Linked DNA regions of Homo sapiens: regions 2 and 3 are each linked to region 1. A link is an interaction called in ENCODE POLR2A ChIA-PET data of the cell type or tissue named here. Cell type or tissue: Panc1. All regions are shown on one strand. Links, peaks and the distances in the headings refer to the core of each region. The heading gives the core; the rest is flanking DNA. Region 1 holds the start of ACOT12 (acyl-CoA thioesterase 12). Region 2 overlaps MSH3 (mutS homolog 3). Region 3 overlaps CKMT2-AS1 (CKMT2 antisense RNA 1).

Evidence for each region. ChIA-PET counts read pairs that join two places held together with the same protein. Peaks named below come from ENCODE experiments on the same cell type or tissue, not always from the same donor. Only the 100,000 strongest peaks of a DNase experiment are listed, where the experiment ranks them.
Region 2: POLR2A ChIA-PET joins it to region 1 with 9 read pairs; 1 of 35 experiments calls an interaction of 5 or more read pairs at or near these places.
Region 3: POLR2A ChIA-PET joins it to region 1 with 5 read pairs; 5 of 35 experiments call an interaction of 5 or more read pairs at or near these places.

The regions. Positions count from the first base shown.
Region 1 is chr5:81,387,811-81,398,666 of GRCh38, reverse strand. It overlaps ACOT12 (acyl-CoA thioesterase 12), which reads left to right and starts at 4,533. Exons shown (of 15, transcript NM_130767.3): 1 at 4,533-4,679. The coding sequence starts at 4,553. In Panc1, for the core only: CTCF peaks have their summits at 4,763 and 4,963 (motif pointing right); a DNase peak (open chromatin) is centred at 5,006; H3K4me3 peaks cover 1,685 bases.
Region 2 is chr5:80,709,575-80,714,574 of GRCh38, reverse strand. The region is part of intron 8 of MSH3 (mutS homolog 3); the gene reads right to left. Among named protein-coding and RNA genes, the nearest start is that of DHFR, 57 kb to the right of the region's middle. In Panc1, for the core only: CTCF peaks have their summits at 2,222 and 2,425; a DNase peak (open chromatin) is centred at 2,444.
Region 3 is chr5:81,286,761-81,297,616 of GRCh38, reverse strand. All of the region lies in intron 1 of CKMT2-AS1 (CKMT2 antisense RNA 1), which reads left to right. Among named protein-coding and RNA genes, the nearest start is that of CKMT2-AS1, 9.4 kb to the left of the region's middle. RefSeq lists a silencer at 5,600-5,800. In Panc1, for the core only: no CTCF peak of the experiment used is centred there; no DNase peak of the experiment used is centred there.

The sequences.
Region 1 (10,856 bases), core at 2,345-7,344:
CCCAGCACTTTGGGAGGCTGAGGCGGGAGGATCATGAGGTCAGGCATTCGAGACCCACCCGGCAACATAGTGAAACCCCGTCTACTAAAAATACAAAAAATTAGCTGGGTGTGGTGGCGGACACCTGTAATCCCAACTACTCAGGAGGCTGAGGCAGGAGAATTGCTTGAACCTGGGAGGCAGAGGTTGCAGGGAACAGAGATCGTGCCATTGCACCCCAGCCTGTGCGCCACTGTGAGACTCCGTCTCAAAAAAAAAAAAAAAAAAAAAAAATTTTAAACTTCCAAAAAAAATCTTCAGGGCCCAGATAGTTTCACTGGAGAATTCTACCAAAAGTGTAAAGAACACCAAATATATACAGTCTTTTTCAGAATACATGGTGGGGGAACATTTCCCGATTCATTTTATGAACCCTGACACCAAAACCAGACAAAGACAGTTTTAAAGAAAGAAAACTGCAGACCAACATGTCCCAAAAATACAGACATAGAAATTCTTATTAAAATATTAGTAAATGGAAATCTGCAATATATAGAAAGAATTGTATACCATGAGCAAGTGGGATGCAGTATTTGAAAACAATGTGCTCCAACATATTCACAGGCAGTGGTGGTGACCGCAAAGGGACTCCACTGAGCAGTAATCAATGGCCTGGGATGAAAGTGGGGCCAAACAAATCTGGGGAAGCAGAAAAATTAGATTCTATACACATGGCTTTTGTTCAAACAAAATAAAGCTCTGTACTCCACACAAATGTGGTGGCTGTTAGGTTCTACACCTAATGCTTGACAGAAAGAAGGGGCCACCGGAAGTGCAGGGACAAACAGGAGCAAGGTTATCTTGAGGCTCCAGGTGCTAAGAGGGACAGTCCAAGCAGAAAACCCATTCCCCAAAGTCACTGCCATCCCTAGAGCAGGGTTCAGGGGCAGAGAAGGACAGGAGACCCTCCAGTCAAGAAGTTGGCGGCCAAAAGCTGAGAAAACCCATCCTGGAATTTTTGCTTAGGGGCTCTGAGTTTAAACTTTGAACCACATCCTTATAAATTTGTATTTGAATTTGGAAACACTGACCTGACACCTTTTAAAACATACCAAATGTAGAGAGAGAGTTTGATGGCTAATCAAGTTCATCTCTGTATGAAGTACTTGAACTAGCAAACCCTCTGTCTGGGACATATCTCCCACAATGGAAAGGCTCCCGGCTGCCTCTGCTGTTCAGGACAGTAAGGATTTTGGCTCTCTGCCTTGCCCACATGGCCACGGCACTCACCATTCTGAGTCCTAGTCCAAGCTGACAGCGTCTTCCTGTCCTACTGAGATAAAGCTCCAGCTGAAAGCTTGCTCTTGCTCTGAAATCTGCAGAAGTCCTGGGGAGTTCATCTCCTGGGACCAGCCCTTAGTCAATGAAGGATGCCAGTCAGAGGATAAAAACCCCAGGGTTCATGCCAGTGGGAGGGATGGCTGGGGCTGTTCTTCACAAACTGTAATGTGCCCCTGAATCACCTAGGAATCTTAATAAAATTTAGACTCTAATTCAGTAGGTCTGAGTTGGAGCCTGAAATTCTGCATTTATAATTTTTTCTTTTCTTTTCTTTTCGAGACAGGGTCTCACTGTGTCACTCAGACTGAAGTGCAGTGGCCCAATCATGGCTCACTGCAGCCTCGACCTCCTGGGCTCAAGCAATCCTCCCACCTCAGCCTCCCAAAGTAGCTGGGACCACAGGCATATGCTACCTTTCCTGGCTAATTTTTAAATTTTTTTTTTTTTTTTATAGAGACAAGGTCTCTCTATGTTACTCAGGCTGGTCTCAAACTCCTAGGATGAAGTGATCCTCCTGCCTCAGCATCCCAAAGTGCTGGGATTATAAGCATGAGCCAACACTCCCGGCCTGAGATTCTGCATTTCTAAGAGGATCCTAGGTGAGGCTGAGGCTGCTTACCTGGGGACTACACTTTGATGCCCCTACCAGTGCTTTCTGCAATTTCCTCCCAAATAAACTGTCTGCTCTCAAATTCTTGTCAGAGGCTCTGTTTCTGGAGAAAGCATTTTTTTTTCTACCTCTCTACTTATATTCCAGGTTCCTTGTTCTTAGTTTTCACAAAACCCAGCCACTACCTTACAATGTGACCCAAGGAAATCACTTCATTTCCTCATCTCTAGAATAAGAGTTTAGACTGTCCAGTTCCCCTTCCCACTCCAGCATTTTAAAGATTTTCTCGTTATTCTAGTGATTGTGGAACTTCCCACACTTTTTTGGATCAGCTTTCCTGCTCCTGTGTACAAACTTTTAAAATCAAGCTGGCTTCACATTCTGCTTATCTTCAAAAATGTCTCTAAACACAAATGAAACTCGACCTTTTATTCAAGCATAATAGTAAAAATCTTTGACACCAGAGAGAAATGGAGGTAACAAATGTTCATGCATGCAGATGACATTTTCATTGTAAAAGGAAGAAAGGGACCATTCAGAAAAACACAAGAATAGTAAAATGAAAATTAGTATGAAACCAACAAAAGATATGAAACCATAATCTGAAGACATCTAAACAGGAGATAATAAAGATAAGAAAACACAGCAGTGAATTTGTGTACCATGTCTGCTTTTAAAGCAACATCTCTAGACAAACACACAAATATACACATGCTGTCCCCTTCAAGAAAATCATTTTGGAAACCCATCCTCTTACACTTATGCGTAAACATTTTTGAAATTTCTTCTTCTTTTTCTTTTTTTTTTTTTTTTTTTTTGAGACTCAAGCTCACTGCAACCTCTGCCTTTTTGGCTCAAGTGATCCTCCTGCCTCAGCCTCCTGAGTAGCTGGGACCACAGGGACACACCACCACGCCCAACTAATTCTTGTATTTTTGGTAGAGAGAGGGTTTCACCATGTTGCTCAGGCTGGTCTTGAACTCCTGAGCTCAAGCAATTTACCTAACCTCAGCCTCCCAAAGTGCTGGGATTATAGGCATGAGCCACTGCGCCTGGCCTAAGTTTCTTTAGTTTATAAGAAACCAAGTATACAACCATACACATAATTCAATATCACCACTTTAGTCACCACTTTTTACCCAAAATAATACAACCCAGCCTAAATGCAAACTTTATTTCCAGTAATTTAATAAACTTCCCAAATATTAATACAGTTCACTCATGTAACTGTCAGCTATTGCTGCATAACAGACAACCCCCAAAATCACAGTGGCACACAACAATAAGTAGTTATGTCTCACTCAAGAGTCTTCATGTCTGCTGGGTTGCTCTGCTTCAGGCTGTGAGTCCTCCGGCTGGCTGAGATGCCTCTGCAATACGTGAATTCAGTCTGGTACCCAGATGCTAATAGGCAGCTACTTGACCTCATGGCAGAGGTCAGATGTTCCTGAGAACAGAAACACGGTGCTTCTAAAGGCAAGACTGGTGGTACACTGCTATCTCTCCACATTCCATTCTTAAGCAAGCCACATGGCCAAGTCCAAGGTCAATAAATGACTCTCACAGAGTTATTGGTAGATGGAGTGAATATATGATAATCTATCAATTCCTAAATTATGATTTCTCAATACAGAAGTCATTAAAAAGGCATTTTCCAAGGAGGAGTGCCAAAAGCGATGTAATAACGTTATCATTGAAATAAGTGTATAGCTACATAATGGGACCATCTTGGATGCACAAGTTTTTGTTTGCTTTTAAAAGTTATTTTAATGCCTTTTATATAAGTCAGACTTCATGCTTGCCTCAGTGAAAACATGCAATTCCTATTTATGATTGGATTGTCCTGAAACCTATACACAGAGGCTCCTAAAAGCTATCAAGTCAACATTTCCTTATTTCTTCACTTTCATTTTAAAAAAAATCTTTTAAAAAGGAAAGAAAAATACCAGAATCTCCATTCTGATGTCGCCATGCTGAGGCTTGGCAAGCCAAAAATATAAGGATGAAAAGGCACCACCAATTCGTGAGAGTCGGCTAGGCTTCTTCGTGCTATTCCGGACAGTCAGGAGCCCTGGGTTCCAGCCAGGTGATCGGGTCGCTTATCGGCTCCTATCACCTCAGCTGCTTGCTCCACTTCTCCGGGTTTCCAGTTCTCCATCGTAAATGTGCTCCCTGGAGCAGCCTCCCCTGACAGTCAGACATCCACCAATCCATTAGATGCTGGAGGTTTTCTGGAGACACTGTTTCCCTAATGAGGACTGCTTTGTACAGTCACTGATAGCAGCTCTAGAAAGTGTAACAGCTTTTTTATCTCAAAAGCTGTTCCTCGCGCTCCGGCTCTCGGGGAGCCGCCTTCCAGACCTGTCTACCCGGGAGCCCCCTCCCCGCGCACTTCCCAGACTTCTCCTGAGACCCGAGAGCGCTGGTTTTCCCCCACTCGCGATAGTCCTGGGATGACAGTGCGGGCCCCCTCACTCGCAGCTCCCACCACCTGGCGGCCAGGGGTTCGCGGCCCGGGCGGGCGGCGCCAGTGCCCTCTGGAGCTGGGCGGGGAGGGCGGGGCGGGCGGAGCGGGCATGGTGGGGTGTCGGGGGCCGCAGGCGTAGCGCTCTCGCCCTGGCCATGGAGCGGCCGGCGCCCGGCGAGGTGGTCATGAGCCAAGCCATCCAGCCGGCGCACGCCACTGCGCGCGGCGAGCTGAGCGCGGGGCAGCTGCTCAAGTGGATCGACACCACCGCCTGCCTGGCGGGTAGGCGGGCGCCGGGGCTGCGGGGAGGCGCGGGACCGGGGCTGCGGGAGCGGCGGCGGCTGGGGGCTGGGGGGGGTAGGAAGGCGAGGAAGGTACTTGCGGAGAGCTGAACCCTGCGCAGCCAGGGATAGGGGTGTTGCAACAGTGCGCCCGCGCTGGGCATGGCCGAGACCGGTGGTTCCCAAATGTGTGGCTCTCGGGACTCCTTCATTCCATTAAACAAGTGAGGAGCCCAGAGAGCTTCTGCGGGGTTTTTTGTTTGTTTGTTTGTTGTTGTTGTTGTTGAGCTCTCTCCCGGGCTGGAGAGCGGTGGCGCCATCAGAGGTCGCTGCAGCCTCGACCTCCTGAGCTAAAGCGATCCTCCCACCTCAGCCTCCAGAGTAACTAGGACCACAGACGCACGCCACCAGGCCCAGCTGACTTTGGGAGTTTTGTTTTGTTTTGCTTTTGTAGAGATGGGGTCTCACTATGTTGCCCAGGCTGGTCTCAAACGCCTGGACTCAAGTGATCCTGAAGTGTTGGGAGGCCCCAGCCTCCCAAAGTGTTGGGATTACAGGCATGAGCCACCGCACCCAGGCAGCTTTTGTTTATGTAGGCTATTTATATCACATTTACCGTAATGGAAATTTAAAATTTTTAATTATTTTTAAAAAAGAAATGGACTACATTGTTAGCATAACATTTTTAATTAAGAAATAACTATTTTCCACAAGAACAAAAGTGTAGCGAGAGGAGTGGTGATAAAGGTTACATCCTGGCGAGTCTCTCTAAGGTCTGGCTAGTGGAGGATTGCTGACTACTCATACCTGCTTCTGCATTCACCCTGCTGCTACCACACCCTTATGTAGTCTCTGGAAAACTCCACTGTGTTCTTGTGACAGAATGACAGTAAAAATGGCAAAAACATTTATTAAGGACTGAATTATATCCCCCACACCACCCACCGAAATTTATACACTGAAGTCCTAACCCCTGGTGTGACTCTATTTGGAGTGAAGAATTAAGGCTAATGAGGTCATAAGAGTGGAATCCTGGTCCCATACAATTAATGTCCTTATAAGAAGAGACACTGGAGAGCTTCTCTCTGCCATGTGAGGCCACAGCAGGAAGACAGCCATCCACAGGCCAGGAAGAGAGCCCTCACTAGGACCTACAATGGGCAAGCACCTCGATTTGGAACTTCCCTGCCTCCACAATTGTGAGAAATCAATGATTCGTTTAAGCCTTTTTTTTTTTTAACAGGATTTGAGATTGGTTATATTAACAATGGAAACATGAATACAAAATTAATCCACACATAGGAAAAAAGAATAATACATAAACCACTGAGGTTGCTAATAATAATGATGCCTGTTTCCAAGGCAACTGAATACATTATGAGACCACTGAAGTGACTTTTAGTTACCTTGCTTAGTGCCTCTGTCTTGTGATGGAGAAACAATGGCCCACCTGCAATTGTCATCATTTCTATGACCTGACATCTTTGGAAACCATGGAAAGATCCAATTGACAATCAATTACTCTATACCTTAATAGTTACATTACTATTAGTAGTATAATATTAATAACTGATAATGTTACTAATATTAAGAAAACCTGTATGATAAAGTTGGTTTGGGCAACATGAATAACGCCTGTGTTAAACACTTTATGGTGACCTGAGGCACCACATAAGCAGGGGACATTATTTAGCCAAGGTGTAACTGAATCTGTGTAGTAATATAAAACTGATTTCTCTGGGATTTTCTCAGAGTTTTTTATAGGCCAGCATTATCTCTTTAGCCACATTACTGCAATCCCAGTCATGGCCCCCAAGGCATTTCTATGACCCCTAGGCACTGCTGGATTCCAAAATGTCTTCTCAATATTTAAAGAAAGATGAAATATTCTCACTATCCTTACTTCTGTCAGTGGCCCCATTATTTTTCCAGTCCCTTAAGTCTAAAGTCTTGAAGCTATCTGAGTAATCCTCTATCTCACACGTCCATGTATTATTTTGGAACATCTCACACACACGGTTTTTTATTTGTGAATCTTTTCCAGGGTTTACTATCTCTGGAGTGGCACCCAACTCATCTAGTTGAGCAAGTCAAAAGTCTAGGAGTCATCCTTGATATTTCTCTCTCCACCTTACTTCTCACTTCACATACTCTATGCATGGAGCAAGTCCTATCAGTGTTACCCCCTAAAGGAGTCTCTGAAATCCAAGCACTTTGCTGCACCCCCATTGCGACCATCTACTCCAAGCTATCATCATGTTTCATGCAGACTTCAGCAGTGATTTCCAAACTCATCTCCATTCGTTCTGGTCTCCTCTCCACACTGCTTCTAAAGTAATCTTTGAAGATGCTAATCTGATTGATCATGTCATATGTTTTGTTCATTTTTCCCTTTCTTTTCTTCACCAAGGGCTTTAAGGATTTTTCTAAGATGTTCAAGTGCTTCCTACTAAAAAATCTCCCACAGATAATAATTATAAACTCTGGGCAAAACACTAAATAAAAGAGACTTAAGGCAGGTGAAAAGTGAACAAAAGTAGGCTTATAACACTTGAAAGTTAACACATGAAAGAACAAAGTGGTGTTGGCTTTTTCTGTGTTTGTTTTATAAATGACTTGAAGCCTGAAAGAAAATGCCAGTCTGCTCCCAGCTATAGTTCTGATGGAAAACCCACAGGCTTGCTGGTTTGAAGAGCCCAAAGACAGGGTTTGGGAAAAGCACAGCTACTGAATGAAATACAAAAGGGAAAGTTCCAGAAAGGAAAGAGCCAGAGAGACAGAGCCCTAAAATCTATCTATAATCTTTTCCCAGATATCTGGCAAATCTTGAATCATGTATACATAGGACAGACTCCAAACCTCCTGGTTGAGGCCAAAAGAACTGAAAATAGTTGTGCCCATCTCTAGGTAGACAGATTATAGTTTTGGTTTGGTCAGGTTAACTGCTTGCTTTAAAAAACAAAACCAAAAACAAAACCAACACTTTTCAGAGAAACACAGTTTCTACAATGGATCACTCACAATGGCTAGGATATTATCCAAAATTACTTGAAATACAGAGGGAAACATGATTTATTCTTAAGAGAAAAGATGATCAATGGAGATTCATCCCTAGACAACCCTGATGCTGGAATTAAGCTTCAAGGATTTTAAAGCAGCTAGTATAACTGTGCTCAATAATATAATTAAAAATATGATAATAAAGATTGCTGTAATCCCAGCACTTTGGGAGGCTGAGGCAGGTGGATCACTTGAGGTCAGGAGTTCAAGACCAGCCTGGTCAACATGATGAAACCCTGTCTACTAAAAATACAAAAATTAGCCGGGTGTTGTGGCAGGTGCTTTTAATCCCAGCTACACAGGAGGCTGAGGCAGGAGAATCACTTGAATCTGGGAGGTGGAGATTGCAGTGAGCCGAGATTGTACCACTGCACTCCAGCCAGTGCTGGAGTCTCATTTGAGAATGAGACTCCATCTCAAAAGAAAAAGAAAAAGAAGAAAAAGATTGAAAAGACAGTACATTTCTGCAGAGTAATAGAAACTATTTTTTAAAAGCCAAATGGTAATTCCAGAACTGAAAAATACAGTGTCTAAAATAACAAACTCAATGGCTAGGCTTAACAGCAGAATGGACATGGCTGAGAAAAGAGTTAGTAAATGCAAAAATACATCAATATAAATTATCCAATCTAAGAACAGAAAAAAATGAATTTTAAAAATAAAGTGTGGCCAGGTACAATGGCTCATGCCTATAATCCTAGCACTTTGGGAGGCTCAGGTAGGAGGATGGTTTGAGCCCAGGAACTTGAGACCAGCCTGGGCAACATAGAGAGATCCTGTCTCTACCAAAAAAAGAAAATGTTAAAATTAGCCAGGCATGGTAGCATGTACCTGTAGTCCCAGCTACTCAGGAGGCTGAGGTGTGAGGATGACTTGAGCCTGGGAGGTCGAGGCTGCAGTGAGCCATGATTGCACCACTGTACTCCAGCCTGGGTAACAGAGCAAGACCCTGTCTCAAAAAAAAAAAAAAAAATACATAAATAAAATAAAGTGTCAGAGATTTGTGGAAAAATAAAACATAAACATAATTAGAGTTCCAAATATGGTGAAAGACATACAATTACAGATTCAAGGTCATAGAACATCAAGAAAAACTAATACAGGCTGGGCCTGGTGGCTCACACCTGTAATCCCAGTACTTTGGGAGGCTGAGGCAGGCAAATCACCTGAGGTCAGAAGTTCAAGACCAGCCTGGCCAACATGGTGAAATCCCATCTTTACTAAAAATACAAAAATTAGCTGGGCATGGTGGCGCACGCCTGTATTCCCAGCTACTCAGGAGGCTGAGCAGGAGAATCTCTTGAACCCAGGAGGCGGAGGTTGCAGTGAGCCAAGATTGTGCCACCACACTCCAGCCTGGATGACAGAGTGAGACTCTGTCTCCAATTTAAAAAAAGAAAGAAAGAAAAACTAATACAAAGAATACATCCAGGCATATCATAGTCAAACTATGATGAAGAGAAAATCTTGAATGCAGCCAGACTGAAACACCGTATATAGGAGAACAACAATTAGAATTACCACTGACCTCATCAGAAACAGTGGAGACCAGAAGGCAGTGCAACAATATCTTGAAGAATAATAATTACAAAAACTTTGAACCAAGAGCTTCAAGGCCCTGTGCATAGCCTGTCCTCAGCCTTCACTCCAGCCTCATCTCACCCACTCTCCCTCCTACTCTCTGCATTGCAGTCACCAGGACCTTTGTAGTCACTGTTCCCTCTGCTCAGCAGGCCTTCCCCTCCTCTGCCCTCCAGCCTTCCTGGATACCCCACCTAGTGTATTATCTCAGTTACTGACTGTCATAAAATCCCTGTTTTCTTCAGAGCACTTAGTCCATTTTGTCATTATGTATCTGTATTAGTCCATTTTCATGCTGCTGATAAAGACATATCTGAGACTGGGTAATTTATAAAGAAAAAGAGATTTAACGGACTCACAGTTCCATGTGGGTGGGGAAGCCTCACAATCATGGTGGAAGGTGGAAGGCACTTCTTATATGGCGGTGGCAGGAGAGAAAATGAGAACCAAGCACAAGGGGTTTCCCCTTATAAAACCATCACATCTCGTGAGGCTTATTCACTATTATGAGAATAGCACAGGAAAGACCTGCCCCCATGATTCAATTATCTCCCACCGGTTCCTTCCCACAACATGTGGGAATTATGGGAGCTACAACTCAAGATGAGGTTTGGGTGGGGACACAGCCAAACCATATCAATATCCATTTAATTAACCTCTAGCTCATCCACTAGACTCCATGAGAGCAGGGGTCCTGGCTGTTTCCCATTGCCAGCACCTTACGCAGAGGCTGCCTTATATAAAATAAAACAAGTGTTCAATCAATATCTGCTGAAGGAAGGAAGAAATGAAGGAAGGTTACCACTATTTTTATCAGTCATCATTTCGTACCTACTTACAATCACTTAGCTTCTCTTTGTTCTCCCAGGAAATCAGAAACAGCTTTAGGGTTTTCCACTTCTGCTGGTATGAAGGGCAATCAAAATCAAGAACCAGAACAAGCCAGTCCTGTGAGTTCATGTCATCTAATTGACACTCGTTTAAAAACACAGCACGCATGTAATGACATGTGAAGCCAGGACCCTATGGTGGTCCCCATATTTTTTTTCCTTTTAGTTTAATGACCCTTGAAAATCAATGGTATAAATCATGATTATTGAGCTCCTGAAACCCATATTTAGCCACGTCCTTCTCTGGGAGTGTTCTCTGGTTTGTCTAACCTACTCTTTCCTGAAAGTTCCTATTGCTTCTATAGTCAAAATCACTATTTAGAACAATGCATTTAATCTTTCTAAGCCTAAATTTTCTTATTTATAAAAGGGAGCTAATAATAGTACCAACTTCATGTAATCGACATGCTTAAATGACTAGTCCAGTGCCTGATCAATAATAAATGCTTAATAAAAAGTAACTGTCATGATTTTATTACTTTTTGATCCCTTAAGAAATCTAGTATAGTGCTACATATACAGAATAGATACCCAATATAAACAATAAAAGTTTAATTTTTTTACTGGTTACTGCATTTTAGTTATCATTTAAGTCATTCAAAATTGATAACTCAGCCGGGCATGGTGGCTCACACCTGTAATTCCAG
Region 2 (5,000 bases), core at 1-5,000, 680 kb after region 1:
ATTAAACCATCTTCACATAAATATTTTTTCAAACTGGTTAAAGTTATAAAATCTCCTATCTCTATTTTCCTGGATTTCTTAATTAAAGAACGTTATGATAAATTCAAATCACTGTATCTCTGAAACAAAAGTCTATTTGGGCCAGACGTGGTGGCTCATACCTGTAATCTCAGCACTTTGGGAGGCTCAGGAGGGCGGATCACCTGAGGTCAGGAGTTCCAGACCTACCTGGCCAACATGGTGAAACCCTGTCTCTACTAAAAATACAAAAATGAGCCGAGTGTGATGGTGGGCACCTATAATCCTAGCTACTCGGGAGGCTGAGGCAGGAGAATCGCTTGAACCCGGGAGGCGGAGGTTACAGTGAGCCAAGATTGCACCACCACACTCTAGCCTGGGTGACAGAGTGAGACTCCATCTCAAAAAAAAAAAAAAAAAAAAAAAGTCTATTTGAAATTCTGCACACATGCCTAGCATCCTACCAGAATTCTGTCACATAGATTTTAGGAAAATTTCTACTTTAACCTTTTCATATGTAACATGCCTCTCTGTTGCTGAAGGTATTTTTTGAAAAATTAAAGGGTAATAAACCTTGCAGAACTGTCAGTCTTGATTTCCTCAAACTGTAGTCTGTGGGACACCGGCATCAGAGTCACCTGCAAAGAAGTACAGATTCCCACCCGAAAGGTGCTAAATCTGAATTCAGCAGGAAGTTAGAGGAGAGCGAGCATTTTCAACAGGTTTCCTGGGGTGAGTCACAGGCAAACTGCAGACTTAAGAATAGCAGGCGACAAGAACAATACCGGTAGCCACCATAGGACTGGAGTAAAAATGGATGGAAATCTGCTCCAAAGACATGTATCCAATGGTAGTCTATGATTCACCTGCTTTATTAGAGGTGGACAGTAAATACCACTGCATCAAAAAAATTAAGTTATCTATGATTATATAATTGACCCAGATCTAAAAAATTATAAAACCACATTCCCTTGACCGCTACAGAGGCTATTTGTGCTGTGGGGCTGAAGCCTCCTGAATGGAGAGGAGCATGAACAGAAGATGTGCTCCTCCCAAGGTGGCAACCTCCCTTCTGTCCTTGTTGGTGGGACTCACAACAAGACAGTCATCTCGGTCTCTCAGTCATTACACAGGGCATGCCAAGCTAGACGGTTAAATTAAAGCTTCTAATTTTAAAAAAAAGAAATCCTTTTCACATGTAACATGCCTCTCTGTTGCCTACCATATTGCTTTTGAAAAACTAAATGCTCTCTCAGCAAGTGTTGAGCCCACATTAAAACAAGGGAACTTCAGAACCAATAATATCTTTTAATGTCTGCTTGGAAATAAAACTGGTGACTCTCTGGCATCAAATAACAGACCACCAACAGAGACTCTGAACTAATGTTCAACTGTGAACAAACAAATGTCAGCTTACCAATTGCATGATCTATACCGACTTTAGAAACTCATAGACAAAAAGAGCCTTGTTAAAGGTGGACAGTATCCTCTGGGAAAACTTACAAGGCCCCCTCTGACAGTGAACTCATTGGTAATAATAGCACTGATGAGTTCCAAGCCGAGTAATTCATTCTCTCCTCTGAAGACAGAATGAAACAGGGTTCTTGACTGAGTAGGACAGACAAGGTAACCTGGCTTTAATATCTCCATATTAGAATTACTATGAAACTCATTAATTTTATCAGTGCTCACAGTAGGGAACAACCACCACTTTCTTAGAAGACTAAGGGCATTATTTGAAATTATAATTCTAAAACCAACCACCAGGACAAAACCAACAAAAAAAAAAGATGCAAAGAAAACAGATCACATCGTGAAAGATTATTTAAAAGATATAAAAATAGAAAATATAACACAAAATAGTATAAACTAATATCAAATATATCTGACATATTAAAGGGCTAAATTCACCTATTAAAAGAAAATTAAATTCAGATTGGATCACAGAGGGGAAAAAAACCCCAAAATTCTATGCTACAAATAGGAGTGCAATCCAAAACAAAGTAATTCAGAAAGGTTACAAATTAAAAAGATGGCTGAAAAACAACAACTGCCTAGAGGTATATATTAGGTGAATACAAATAAAAAGAAAGTATGAGATCAAATCTTATTACCAGGAAAAATAAAATTCGAATAAAAACCATTAAAACAGGACAATGAAGGGTGTTTTTATAATAGTAAAAGGGACAGGATGGAAGAAACTCTTTACCTCATAATCTTTTTAAAATACTTTCCATTTTTTGAACTAAAATATACAACTTATTAAAAAATAAAATGGCATATTAGAAAAGAGAAAGAAGAGAAAAAATGGATTACAGGATTTATACAGGAGCTCCCAGAAGGAGATGCTGGTCCTCTTCCCTGGACTAGAACCCTGGAGGCTGGGAGTCAGGACAGAGCACTGGAGCATCCTGCCACCTTGTGGAACACCAGGAGGCAGCCATCACAGGAGGAGAGGAAAGAGCAGAGCCCCTACAACCAGCCATGCCCAATTCCAGCCATGCCTGATTCCAGCCTGCCTTCAAGCTTTTCACTTACGAGCCAACAGCTTCATTTTCAACTAAAATTTTTTTCAATAAAAACTCATTAGAAAGTGTAGTGCTGGCCGGGCGTGGTGGCTCACACCTGTAATCCCAGCACTGTGGGAGGCCGAGACAGGTGGATCACTTGAGGTCAGGAGTTCAACACGAGCCTGGCCCACATGGTGAAACCCTGTCTCTACTAAAAATACAAAAATAGCTGGGTATGGTGGTGCAGGCCTGTAGTCCCAGCCACTCAGGGGGCTAAGGCAGGAGAATCGCTTGAACCCAGGAGGCGGAGGTTGCAGTGAGCCGAGATGACACCATTGTACTCCAGCCTGGGCAACAGAATGAGACACCATGTCAAAAAAAAGAAAAAAAAGAAGAAAAAAAGAAAATGTGCTGTCTTCAAAAAGGGGTCTCCTGCTGTCCAGAGAAGGAAATAGACACAATCGCATAGCTTCTTAGAAGGATGGCAGCCCCTACTGAAGTCCACATGGCCAACAGTGAACCAAGGTGAGGAAGACCCAGTTTGACAGTCAGCTGGTGAGTCCTCCTCGGAATGAGCCAACAGGAAGACACAGCACCTGTGGGAGGTTCTGGAGGCCCAAAAAACCCCTCCTTACCAACAGAGGCGAAAGGGCCTTAGCCAACTTACCACAAGGGACTGAAAACTAAAAGCAGATGTAGGGCCCACGCTTCTTCAGGCTTAAAGAGGCCTGAGGTGAAGAAACACACCAGGACCTATCCGCAAAGGAGAGGCCTGTTTGGGAGCAAGGGAGGATTGAGAATTTCCCCACTATGGGAACTCCATGGGGCCTCAGACTCAAGGCTAGCACAATGAGAGCTGGGCTGTTCAAAAGGCTAAGAGAGACAGGAGGTATTACCATAAGGCAGAAAGTCTATACTAGGTAAACTCGTGTTGTTCTAAAACTTTTTTTCTAGTTTTTTCTACACTTTTGATTATACCTTTGCTTCTTTTGTAATGGTTGGTTTTGGTTTTGTTTTTAAAGGTAAAATTCTAACAAAAAAATTCTAGTCTGTCTTGGCAAACCTGATGGGAAAGTACTTCTGTCTGCAATGAGGTTAAAAACACTAAGAGGATCAGCGTGCAACTTGGAAACCAAAGGAAAGGGGAACACTCGAAGGGGGAGGGAATGGCAGAGAAGTCAAGGGCTGAGAGAAGCCACTCATTTCTGCCTGTTGTCATCATCGTCCAGCTCTTGGTTCTTGATCCTAGAAATCTTTTCTAAGGACAGAACTCCTTAGTAATAATATTTTAAAACCCCTATCCTTTCGTAATCTTTCAGCCCCTCACAATCCCAAGTCTTTTTACCACGAATCTACACATACTATACCCCAGACCTGTGCACATATTCTCAGTTAACAAGCAGGTCAAGGCTCACCTCCTCTAAGATGCTTTCCCAGAAGAATAACCACATGTAAAGACAACCCATGCTTTCTGCTGGATACCAGGGCTGTGGTTTGTAAAGAAATACCTTCATAAATAAAGCTGCTTTGTTTTAAGCACAGATGCTTTGTCAGAAACTTTACCACCAGAGAGAAATTCAGACTGTAATATGCATTATAAGGGAAAGAAATTTCATAAAATATTAACCAAAATAATTTTAATTGTGCTATAAAATATTACCCCTTTTGCAGTCAAAAGTAAAGGTGAAGGAAGGGAATAGCTGCTCCCTTCTGTGTTTTTCCTGAGAGGCTGTATGACATAGTGTGCTTTAGAGCCAGGAAGTCTGTATCAACTTCCAGTTTTGCCACTTAGTAATTGTATAACCTAGACAAGCTACTTAACATCTCTGAGCCTCAGTCTCCTCATCTATAAAACCCGTAATAAAATAACAGCAGCAACCTCACAAGGGTGTTTATGAGGATTAAGTCGGTCAACAAACATAAAGCCTTTAAAACAGTATCTAATACACAGTGTAATTAATGCTGGTTAAGAATAGGAGATAGATAGCAGTAGTCATGTGCTCAAAGGAAAAGAAGTGGGACAGCTTTAGAATAGATGTAATTGGGTAAGAAAGGCACGAAGTCAAGAAGCTACCAGCATTAAGGAATATTTTCAGTAGCCACAAATTTTGCCTCCAACAGCACCTTTTTCACTCCAGGGGAACAGAAGATAAAGGATAGGAAAAGCTACTAATGTGTGATTTCAGAAACAACTGCCACTGCCCAAAATACCACCTCATCTACCTCTGATGCCTGAAATGCCTTTAAAAGCATTTCATTTCACAAAATACAAGAAGAAAAGAAGTTCCTGAAGATCATTTAAATTGCAGTCCTCAAATATGAGAAAACCAAAGGTAAAGAAAAGCTTATCTATAATTATTATTAAACATAAGAAAAATTAACAAAAGTTGTTAAAAACTCTTTTTTTCTTTTTTTGAGACGGAGTTTCACTCTGTCGCCCAGGCTGGAGTGCAGTGGCGCGATCTCACGTGA
Region 3 (10,856 bases), core at 2,651-7,650, 100 kb after region 1:
CGGGCCTTAGACTGTCCATTCCAAGGAACAATGAGAGGTCTTGCAGTTACAAATGGAATTCTGTAAAATAGGATAGGTGAGGAAAAAGCACTTTTTGATGTCTACTATTTGCCAGTACCTTAAGTGCTAAATATATACAAATGACAGAGAGGTCCCTGCCCTTAAGCAGCCAAGAGCCTGTGAGAGTAAGACAGATTGCTAAACCACTAATAAGCTGATGTTATAATTAGTGAGGGAATTATGGTGATATAGAGATTACAGATAAAATATTTCTTCCTGGGAAGTTTTAAGAAAAACTTCACAGTAGAATGTGTTGCAGACAACTGGAGAGAGGGATCAGGGAGGTGAGGAGGAGGAGTCAGTAAAAAATAAATACATGTACTCGATCTAAAATCCTCTCCAATAAGCTGAAATGCTTTTGCAGATAAGACTGACACACGCTGACATATACACAAAAAAGAGATAAAAATTTATGCTAGTACTTCATAAAAGGTCAAAGTGAACATAACCAAGTGGCAAAAATATTTCGTACTGATTTAGTAACTACTATATAAAATAATCTACCAGTAAGTCTGGGTAAAAACAGTACAGTAATTAATGATTTCAGATGAACTAATTTAAGAGGACCACATACGAGGAAAAACATAACCTGCCCAAAACTATGGCATAGCAAATAAATGATCATAGGAAAAGAGGTCCCACAAATATTTAAGAAACATTTATGGACCAAGAAGATGTAGAAAGTCACATTTACATATATTCCGGAAGATGTGAGAGTCTAATGGTGAGCTCTATGAAGATGAATTGGACACAGTTCATACCCCCAGAGGAATCTGGTAAAGAAGACAAACAGGGCCAGGCGCGGTGGCTCACTTCTTTAATCCCAGCACTTTGGGAGGACGAGGCAGGCGGATCACCTGAGGTCAGGAGTTCGAGACCAGCCTGGACAACATGATGAAACCTCGTCTCTAGTAAAAATACAAAAAAAAAAAAAAAAAAAAAAGCCAAGCGTGGAGGCAGGCACCTGTAATCCCAGCTACTCAGGAGGCTGAGGCAGGAGAATCGCTTGAATCTCGGAGGCAGAGGTTGCAGTGAGCTGAGATCGCTCCATTGCACTCTAGCCTGGGTGACAAGAATGAAACTTTGTCTCAAAAAAAAAAAAACAGATTTTAAATTCCTCAAGGAGCAAATGAAGGAAGGCACTTGTGTAGTTTTGCCCAGGGAAGCTTTATATGGAAGTCACCAGCAAGTTTTCAGAGAGGAAGATTAGCTACACTGAGTGTATGTGGCTTTTAGATCTCTAAACAGTATGTCTTGGAGAAGTACAGCAAACCAGATAGAGATATATATATATAATAGATACATATAATTATATATCTATTATATATAACCAATATTATATATAATAATATAGATATATTAATCTATTATATATAGTATATATAAGATATATACTATATATTATAGATATATCTATTATCTTATATATACTATACATAATTAAATATATATTAGATATATAATATATATCTAATATATAATAGATATATATCTATTATATATAATGTATAATATATAATATGTAGATATATCTATTATATATAATATATATTATATGTAGATATATCTATTATATATAATATGTAGATATATCTATTATATATAATATATAATATATGTAGATATATCTATTATATAATATATAATATATATTATATGTAGATATATCTATTAAATATAATATATAATAGATATAGATATATAATAGATATATCTATAATATGTAATAGATATATCTATCATATGATATATGATATATATCATATGATAGATATATAATAGATATATCTATTATATATGATATATAGACATATATAGACGTATCTAATGATATAGAGAGATATCATATATGATATATCTATTTTATATATATTATATATATATAAAATTTTTAAAAATTCTTCTTTTAAATACTAAGAAGGACTTTTAAGACCTAATCCTAAGGTACAGTATTCAATCTACATGTGTTGCCACTTTTCCTGTATTGGATGTTGGTTTTTAAAACTGAAATTTAGAATGGTAGTGATGGTTATGCAGCATTGTGGATATGCTTAATGCCACAGAACTGTACACTTAAAATGACTAGTAGTAAATTTTGTTACGTATGTTTACCACAATATAAAAAAAATTTTTTAAAAACTTGTGTTTAACCATTTTATGAGTAGTATTTACTTGATTCTCTTGAAGCTCAGTTTTACATCTTTCTCCTTTATTTACTACTTAAGTTACTCTTAAATGTAAGAATCAAGGTGTTAACTATGTATACTTTCCCTTATCACAAAATCTGCAAACAATTTGAATTTAGAATGTGCAATTTGTGAAACACAGCATTCTTAAGAATGTGCATGTTTGTTACATGGGTATATTGCATGATGCTGAGGCTTGGGTTATGATTGATCCCATCACCCAAGTACTGAACATAATACCTAATAGTTTTTCAACCCTTGTTCTCCTCCCTCTAGCAGTCCCCAGTGACTGTTGTTGCCATCTTTATGTCCATGAATACCCAGTGTTCAGCTCCTACTTATAAGCAAGAACATATGGTATTTGGTTTTCTGTTCCTGTGTTAAGTCACTTAACATAATGGCCTCTAGCTTCATCCATGTTGCTGCAAAGGACATGATTTCTTTTTATGGCTGCATAGTATTCCATGGTGTATATGTACATATTTACTTTATCCAGTCCACCATTCATGGGCACCTAGGTTGATTCTGTGCCTTTGCTATTGTGAATAGTGCTGCAGTGAACATATGAGTGCATGTGTCTTTATAACAGAACGATTTACATTCCTTTGAGACCCAGGACTGCTGGATCAAGTGGTAGTTCTCAGTTCTTTGAGAAATCTCCAAATTGCTTTCCACAGTGGCTGGTCTAATTTACATTCACACCAACAGTGTATTAACATTCCCTTTTCTCTGCAGCCTCACTAGCATCTGTTGTTTTTGACTTTTTTTTTTTTGGTCTTTTTTTTGAGACGGAGTCTCACTCGGTCGCCAGGCTGGAGTGCAGTGGCACGATCTTGGCTCACTGCAACCTCCCCCTCCTGGGTTCAAGTGATTCTCCTGCCTCAGCCTCTTGAGTAGCTGGGACTATAGGCATGCGCCACCATACCCGGCTAATTTTTGTGTTTTTGGTAGAGACAGGGTTTCACCGTGTTGGCCATGATGGTCTCAATCTCTTGACCTCGTGATCCACCCACCTCAGCCTCTCAAAGTACTGGGATTACAGGCATGAGCCACCGTGCCCAGCCTGTTGTTTTTTGACTTTTTAATCACCGTTCTGACTGGTGGGAGATGGTATCTCATTGTGGTTTTAATTTGCATTTCTCTGCTGATAGTGATGATGAGTATTTCTTCATATGTGTTGGCCACGTGTATATCTTCTTTTGAGAAGTGCCTGTTCATGTCTTTTGCCTGTTTTTTTAAAGGGGTTTTGTGCTTGTTCAATTGTTTACATTCTTTATAGATTCTGGATATTAGACCTTTGTTGGATGCATAGTTTGTGAATATTTTCTCCCATTCTGTAGGTTGTCTGTTTACTGTGTTGATAGTTTCTTTTGCTGTGCAGAAGCTCTTTAGTTTAATTAGATCGTCCCACTTAAACCAATTTTTGTTTTTGTTACAGTTGTTTTCGAGAACTTAGCATATATTCTTTTCCAAGGCCAGTGTCCAGAATGGTGTTTCCTAGATTTTCTTCTATAATTCTTATAGTTTGAGGTCTTACATTTAAATCTTTAATCTATCTATTGTTAATTTTTGAAAGGTATGATCCAGTTTCATTCTTCCACATGTTGCTAGCTAGCCATCCCAACACTATTGAATAGGGAGTCCTTTCCCCATTGCTTTTTTGTTGTTGTTGATTTTCTTGAATATAAGATGGTTGTGCAGCTTTATATCTGGTTTTTCTATTCTATTCCCATTGGTCTCTGTCTCTTTTTGTACCAGTTCCATGCTGTTTGGATTACTGTAACTTATTAGGATAGTTTCAAGTCAGGTAACATGATACCTCCAACTTTGTTCCCTTTGCTTAGGATTGTTTTGGCTGTTCCTGCTCTTTTTTGGTTCCATGTAAATTTCAGAATAGCTTTTTTCTAGTTCTGTGAAAAATGACATTGGTAATTTGGTAAGAATAGCATTGAATCTGTAGATTGCTTTGGGCAGTATGGCTACTTTAATGATATTGATTCTTCCAATCTGAGCATGGAATGTTTTTCCATCTGTTTGTATCATCTGTGTTTGTAGTTCTCCTTGTAGTGGCCTTTCACCTCCTTGGTTAGATATGTTCTTAGGTACTTCTCTCTCTCTCTCTGTCTCTCTCTCTCTCTGTGTGTGTGTGTGTATGTGTTGTACGTGGGATTGCATTCTCGAGTTGGCTTTCAACTTGAATGTTATTGGAATATAGAAATGCTACTGTTTTTATAGATTGATTTTGTATCCTCAAACTTTACTGAAGTTGTTTATCAGTTCTAGGAGGTTTTTGATGACAGCTTTGTTTTTTGTTTTTTGTTTTTTTGTTTTTTTTTGTTTTTGGATGGAGTCTCGCTCTGTCACCCAGACTGGAGTGCAATGGCGCAATCTTGGCTCAGTGCAACCTCCATCTCCCGGCTTCAAGTGATTCTCCTGCCTCAGCCTCCTGAGTAGCTGGGATTACAGGCACGGGCCACCACGCCTGGCTAATTTTTTTTTGTATTTTTAGTGGAGACCAGGTTTCACCATGTTGGTCAGGCTGGTCTTGAACTCCTGAGCTCATGATCCTCCCGCCTTGGCCTCCCAAAGTGCTGGGATTACAGGCATGAGCCACCACACCCAGCCAGCTTTAGGGTTTTTAAGGTATAGAATCATATCATCCATGAAGACAGATAGTTTCACTTCTTCTTTGCCTATTTGGATGCCTTTTATTTCTTTCTCTTGCCTGATTGCTCTGGCTAGCACTTCTAGTACTATGGTGAATATGAGTGGTAAGAGAAGGCATTCTTGTCTTATTCCAGTTCTCAAGGGAACTTCTCCAGTTTTTGCTTGTTCAGTATGATGTTAGCTGTGGGTTTGTCATAGATGGCTCTTATTATTTGGAATATGTTCCTTTTGAGAGAGGAGCAGTTAGGGGCTGGCTAGGCAGTTAGGGAAGGTCTTTGGAGAAGAACAACACTTATGGGACCACAACTGCACTGCCCGTGTTATGTAGCAAGCAGGTGGAAGTGTGGTGAAGAGCTTCCTCTTATACCAGGATGTTTGCCCAAGAAGGGAGTGTCCCAACTTAGGCACAGGTGCAGTAAATAAACGTAACATCCTTAACTTGACCCAGCTCATTATATATAAGTCATTAACATGACATCTGCATGGTAGTTTCACCCCCCTGCCATGTGGGCTTTTCTGTGATGTTTATGGGTAATAACTAAGATGGAGTAGCTTTGGAGAAGAACACACCTGTGCAGAAAGAAGTGGGACCAGGAAGCAACCAGGACATAGAGGGTTGTGCAAGATGCAAATGAGAAAAACGCCCCTGGAAAGAGGGGACAGAAACCTCTGGGGACAAGCCCATAGGCATCAACCCACTTTCAGGTCACCTGTTGCTGCTGAGAGCTTTTCCTGTCACTTAATAAAAATCTATGCCTTACTTACCCTCTGGTGTCCGTGAACCTCATTCCTCTTGGTCATGGGACAAGAACTTGGAACTCACTGAACTATGGGAGTGAAGGAGCCACAACACCTTGATGCATAGTTTCTTGAGGATTTTTATCATGAAGGGATATTAGATTTTATCAAAAGCTTTTTTGTGTGTCTTTCGAGATGATTATATTGTTTTTGTTTTACTTCTGTTTATGTGCTGAATCACATTTATTGATTTGCACATGTTGAGCTAACTGTGCTTTCTGGGAATGAAGCCTACTTGATCGTAGTAAATTAACTTTTTGATGTGCTGTTGTATTCAGTTTGCTAGTATTTTTGTTCAGGATCTTTGCATCTGTGTTCATCAGGGATATTGACATATAGTTTTCTTTTTCTTTTGTTGTGTCTTTGCCAGGTTTTGGTGTCAGGGTGATGCTGGCTTCATAGAATAATTTAGGAAGGAGTTCTTCCCTGATTTTTTTTTTAATAGTTTCAGTAGAATTGGTACCAGCTCTTCTTTGTATGTCTGTTAGAATTCTGCTGTGGATCCATCTGGTCTGGGGCTTTTATTGGCTTATAGATTTTTTTTATCACTGGTTTCAATTTCAGAACTTGATACCGGTCTATTCAGGATTTCAGTTTCTCCCTGATCCAATCTTAGGAGATTGTGTGTTTCCAGGAATGTGTCCATTTCCTCTTGATTTTCTAGTTTGTGTGCATAGAGGTGTTCATAATAGTCTCTCAGTATCTTTTGTATTTCTGTGGGATTGGTGGTAATATCACCTTTGTCATTTATTTAGAGACAGGGTCTTACCCTTTTGCCCAGGCTGGAATGCAGTGCCATGATCATTGGCTCACTGAGGTCTTGACCTCCCTAGGCTCAGGTAATCCTCCCACTTCAGCCTCCCAAGTAGCTGGGACTACAGGTGCATGCCACCATGCCCAGCTAACTTTTGTAGAGACAGGGTTTCATCATGTTACCCAGGTGGTCTTGAACTCCTGGGCTCAAGTGATCCACCCACCTTGTCCTCCTAAAGTGCTAGGATTACAGGCATGAGCCACCATGCCTGGCCACCTTTGTCATATCTAACTGTGCTTATTTGGATCATCTCTCTTTTTTCTTTGTTAATCTAGGTAGTGGTCTGTGATCTTTTTTATCCTTCAGAAAACCAATTTTTGGTTTTGTTGATTCTTTGTATGGACTTTTGGGTCTGAATTTTGTTTGGTTCTGCTCTGAAATAACTAAAATTTCTTTTCTTCTGCTAGCTTTGGGGTTCTTATTTTTCTAGTTCCTCTGTCTGATGTTAGGTCATTAATTTGAGATTTTTCTAACATTTCAAGTACAGTTTTTGCTGTATCTTAGATATTTTGGTATGTTGTCTATTTTCATTTCTTTCAAAGAATTTTTTGATTTCTGCCTTAATTTTCTTGTTTACCCAAAAGTCCTCTGGGACTAAGTTGTTTAATTTCCATGTAATTGTGTGGTTTTGAGCGATCTTCTTGGCATTTATTTCTGTTTTTATCCCACTATACTTTGAGAGTATGGTTGGTATGATTTTGATTTTTTTTTTAGTTTATTAAGACTTGGTTTATGCCCAGGATGTGGTTGATCTTGGAGTATGTTCCCATGTGCATATAAGAATGTGTCTTGTGGCAAACTAAAGCAGGAACACAAAACCAAATACTGCATATTCTCACTTATAAGTGAGAGTTGAACAATGAGAACACATGGACACAGGGAGGGGAACAGCACACACTGGGGCCTGTAGGCAGGGTCAGGGGCTAGGGGAGGGAGAGCATCAGGAAAAATAGCTAATGCATGCTGAGCTTAATACTTAGGTGATGGGTTGACAGGTGCAGCAAACCACCATGGCACACATTTACCTAGGTAACAAACCTGCACATCCTGCATATGTACCCCAGAACATAAAATAAGAATGTATATTCTGTGGTTGATAGGTGGAAGTATTTTATAGATGTCTATTAGATCCAGTTGGTCAAATGTCAAATGTCAGTTTAGAGTTTCTTTGTTAGTTTTCTACCTTGATGATCTTTCTAATGTTGTCAGTGTGGTGTTGGAGTCTTCCACTATTACTGGGTGGCTGTCTTAAGTCTTTTTGTAGATGTAGAAGTACTTGTTTTATGAATCTTGTTGCCCCAGTGTTGTGTGCATATATATATTTAGGATAGTTACATCTTCTTGTTGAATTGAACCCTTTATCATTATATAATGCCCTTCTTTGTCCTTTTTTTTTTTTTTGCTGTTATTGGTTTAGTCTGTTTTAGCTGATATAAAAATAGCGACCCCTGCTCTTTTGTTTTCCATTGCATGATAGATCTTTTTCCAACCTTTTACTGAGTCTGTGGGTGTCCTTATGTGTGAGATTGGTCTCTTGAAGACAGCAGATGGATAGGTCTTGCTTTTCTAATCCAACTTGCCACTCTGCGCCTTTTAAGTGGGGGCATTTAGATCATTTACATTCAAGATTAATATTGATATGTGAGGTTTTGTGGATCCAGAATTTTAAATGTCTGTTTCCTTCCCTGTGCTGAGAGATATGGCCATGTTATCTTCCTGAGATTGTCTAATATTTCTATTACTTGCTGGGCTAATAATAAAGTACACATTGATACCTGACAAATATTCATCTTTCCTTGCCAACTTTATATATTGCAGAATGTTATAGTAGCCCTATTTGAAGATGGTTGGACTTTCCATCCCTGTCATGGAATGGGGAATATATTCCTAGAAAAGAGTTTTTTTTTTTTTAATTGGGGCCTTATTGGCTTAGAAAAGCACTAACAACTTAAAAGAGGGAAAAAACAACATCTCAGCAGTATAATGAGAAAATTTGGGATCAGAGAAAGATGTTTTGTTTCTATTTTAAGAAATAACAGGATGGCAAAAGACAGATACAGATAAGTTGATCTCTTTTTTTTTTTTTTTTTTTTTTTTGAGACAGAGTCTCCCTCAGTCGCCCAGGCTGGAAAGCAGTGGCTCGATCTCTGCTCACTGCAAGCTCCGCCTCCTGGGTTCACGCCATTCCCCTGCCTCAGCCTCCGGAGTAGCTGGGACTACGGGCGCCCGCCACCACGCCCAGCTAATTTTTTTTGTATTTTTTTTGTAGAGACGGGGTTTCACCATGTTAGCCAGGATGGTCGCAATCTCCTGACCTCGTGATCCGCCCTCCTCGGCCTCCAATAGGCCATTTAAGTGAATATCGAAGCGATGTGCCAGAGAGTGTGTTACTTAAAAAACATCTTAAGGCTGGGCGCGGTGGCTCACGCTTGTAATCCCAGCAGTTTGGGAGGCTGAGGTGGGCGGATCACTTGAGGTTAGGAGTTTGAGACCAGCCTGGCCAACATGGTGAAACCCCGTCTCTACCAAAAATACAAAAATTAGCCAGGCGTGGTGGCAGGCCCTTGTAATCCCAGCTACTCGGGAGGCTGAGGCAAGAGAACTGCTTGAACATGGGAGGCAGAGGTTGCAGTGAGCTGAGATCGTGCCACTGCACTCCAGCCTGGGCGACAGAGCGAGACTCCATCTTAAAAAAAAAAAAAACTTGAATAATTAAATTTTTTGCCTGTCTACCACAAAGAGATGTGACTGCACTGTTAACCACATTGTTGCCAAATGAGTAAAATGTGTAAAAGATTTTAATACCAGTCCTCTTTTATTCATTAAAGTCTTCTTATGGCTCGTTAATTTTAATGGTATAATCTAGTTCTGATTGAAGTGCACCTGAATGCAGTTAGTGCCTCATCAGTCCTGATGAGTTCCAAGTAATTCAGGCCCTGTCTGCAGTGTTCACAAATTGTGTCTATATTTACATCTGTTTCATGCATGTTTGCACGTGTCTTCAGCAGTACAGTTTTTACAAGAGCCCAGTGTCTTCCTTTTTGGCCTCATCTACATTATTTAAAAGAGTTTTCTATTTTCATAATTGCTTTTATGCCAAAAATAAGTTTTATGCAAACAAAGATTTTGTGATGATGCCAAAATTTGGCATTCAGGTTGAAAATAGATACAGCTTATGAGTCAAATACACTTTTGGAGAATAGGGAATCTGATGTATATAGTAAAAAGTAAATGATAATATCAGTTCATTGGATTTCCACTATAACTCGTAAGTTTCATGAAGCTATTAAAAAACTCTTCTTAAATCCTGCTTTTACAGTTTCATAATTACATACCTCAAACTAGGTTTACTCATTTTCAGATATAGATTATGTTTGCAGAATGAATACATGATTAATTATGGTATACCTCTTTAATCCTTCATTTCTGGTGTGGGTGTTTTCACAGCACTCAGATAAGTGATTGGTTGAACATGGTCAAACAGTCTAACCCCTAGGGTGAATAGAGCTTTCTCTGATGGTGCTGAAGGTTTATTCATCAGTTACGATCTCGCTCTTTTTTTTTTTTTTTTAACATGAAGTTTCACTCTTGTTGTCCAGGCTGGAGTGCAGTGGTGCGATCTCGGCTCACTGCAACCTCTGCCTCCTGGGTTCAAGTGATTCTCATGCCTCAGCCTCCCGAGTAGCTGGGATTACAAGCATCTGCCACCACACCCGGATAATTTCTTGTATTTTTAGTAGAGATGAGGTTTCACCATGTTGGCCATGCTCATCTCAAACTCCTGACCTCAGGTTGATCCACCTGCCTCGGCCTCCCAAAGTGCTAGGATTACAGGCATGAGCCACCGCTCCTGGCCCAGTAATGATCTCTTAATTCCCCTTTTTTAGGTTCCATGATAACCATTTGCCTTCTCTGTTAAAAAAAAAAAAGTGTTTTTTATAGAAAGGGTAAAATGAAGTTGGTTCAGCATCCTTTTCTGAATCTTCCAATTCCAATCTTGCCTCCTGGATGGTTCTTTGGTTTCATTTTACAGATGGCTAATCTCCACTATGTGCAGATTTTTCTAGTTTAATTTTTAGATGGAAATCTTATTAACTGACCTTAACTTTTTTTTTGAGGGTTTTGAGGCCCCCTCATGTATTCTGTCTCCCAATAAAATTTTAAGCTCCTGGATAGTTCCCTGCATAGATAAGAAATGAATGACTATCAAATACATTAGATATTCTATCATAACAAAGCTTTTCCCCATTAAAATTGAGTAACAGCTATATATCCTTGATTTGCACTTAAAAATTATGCTTGATTCAATTTTAAATTTCAAAAAGTTGGTA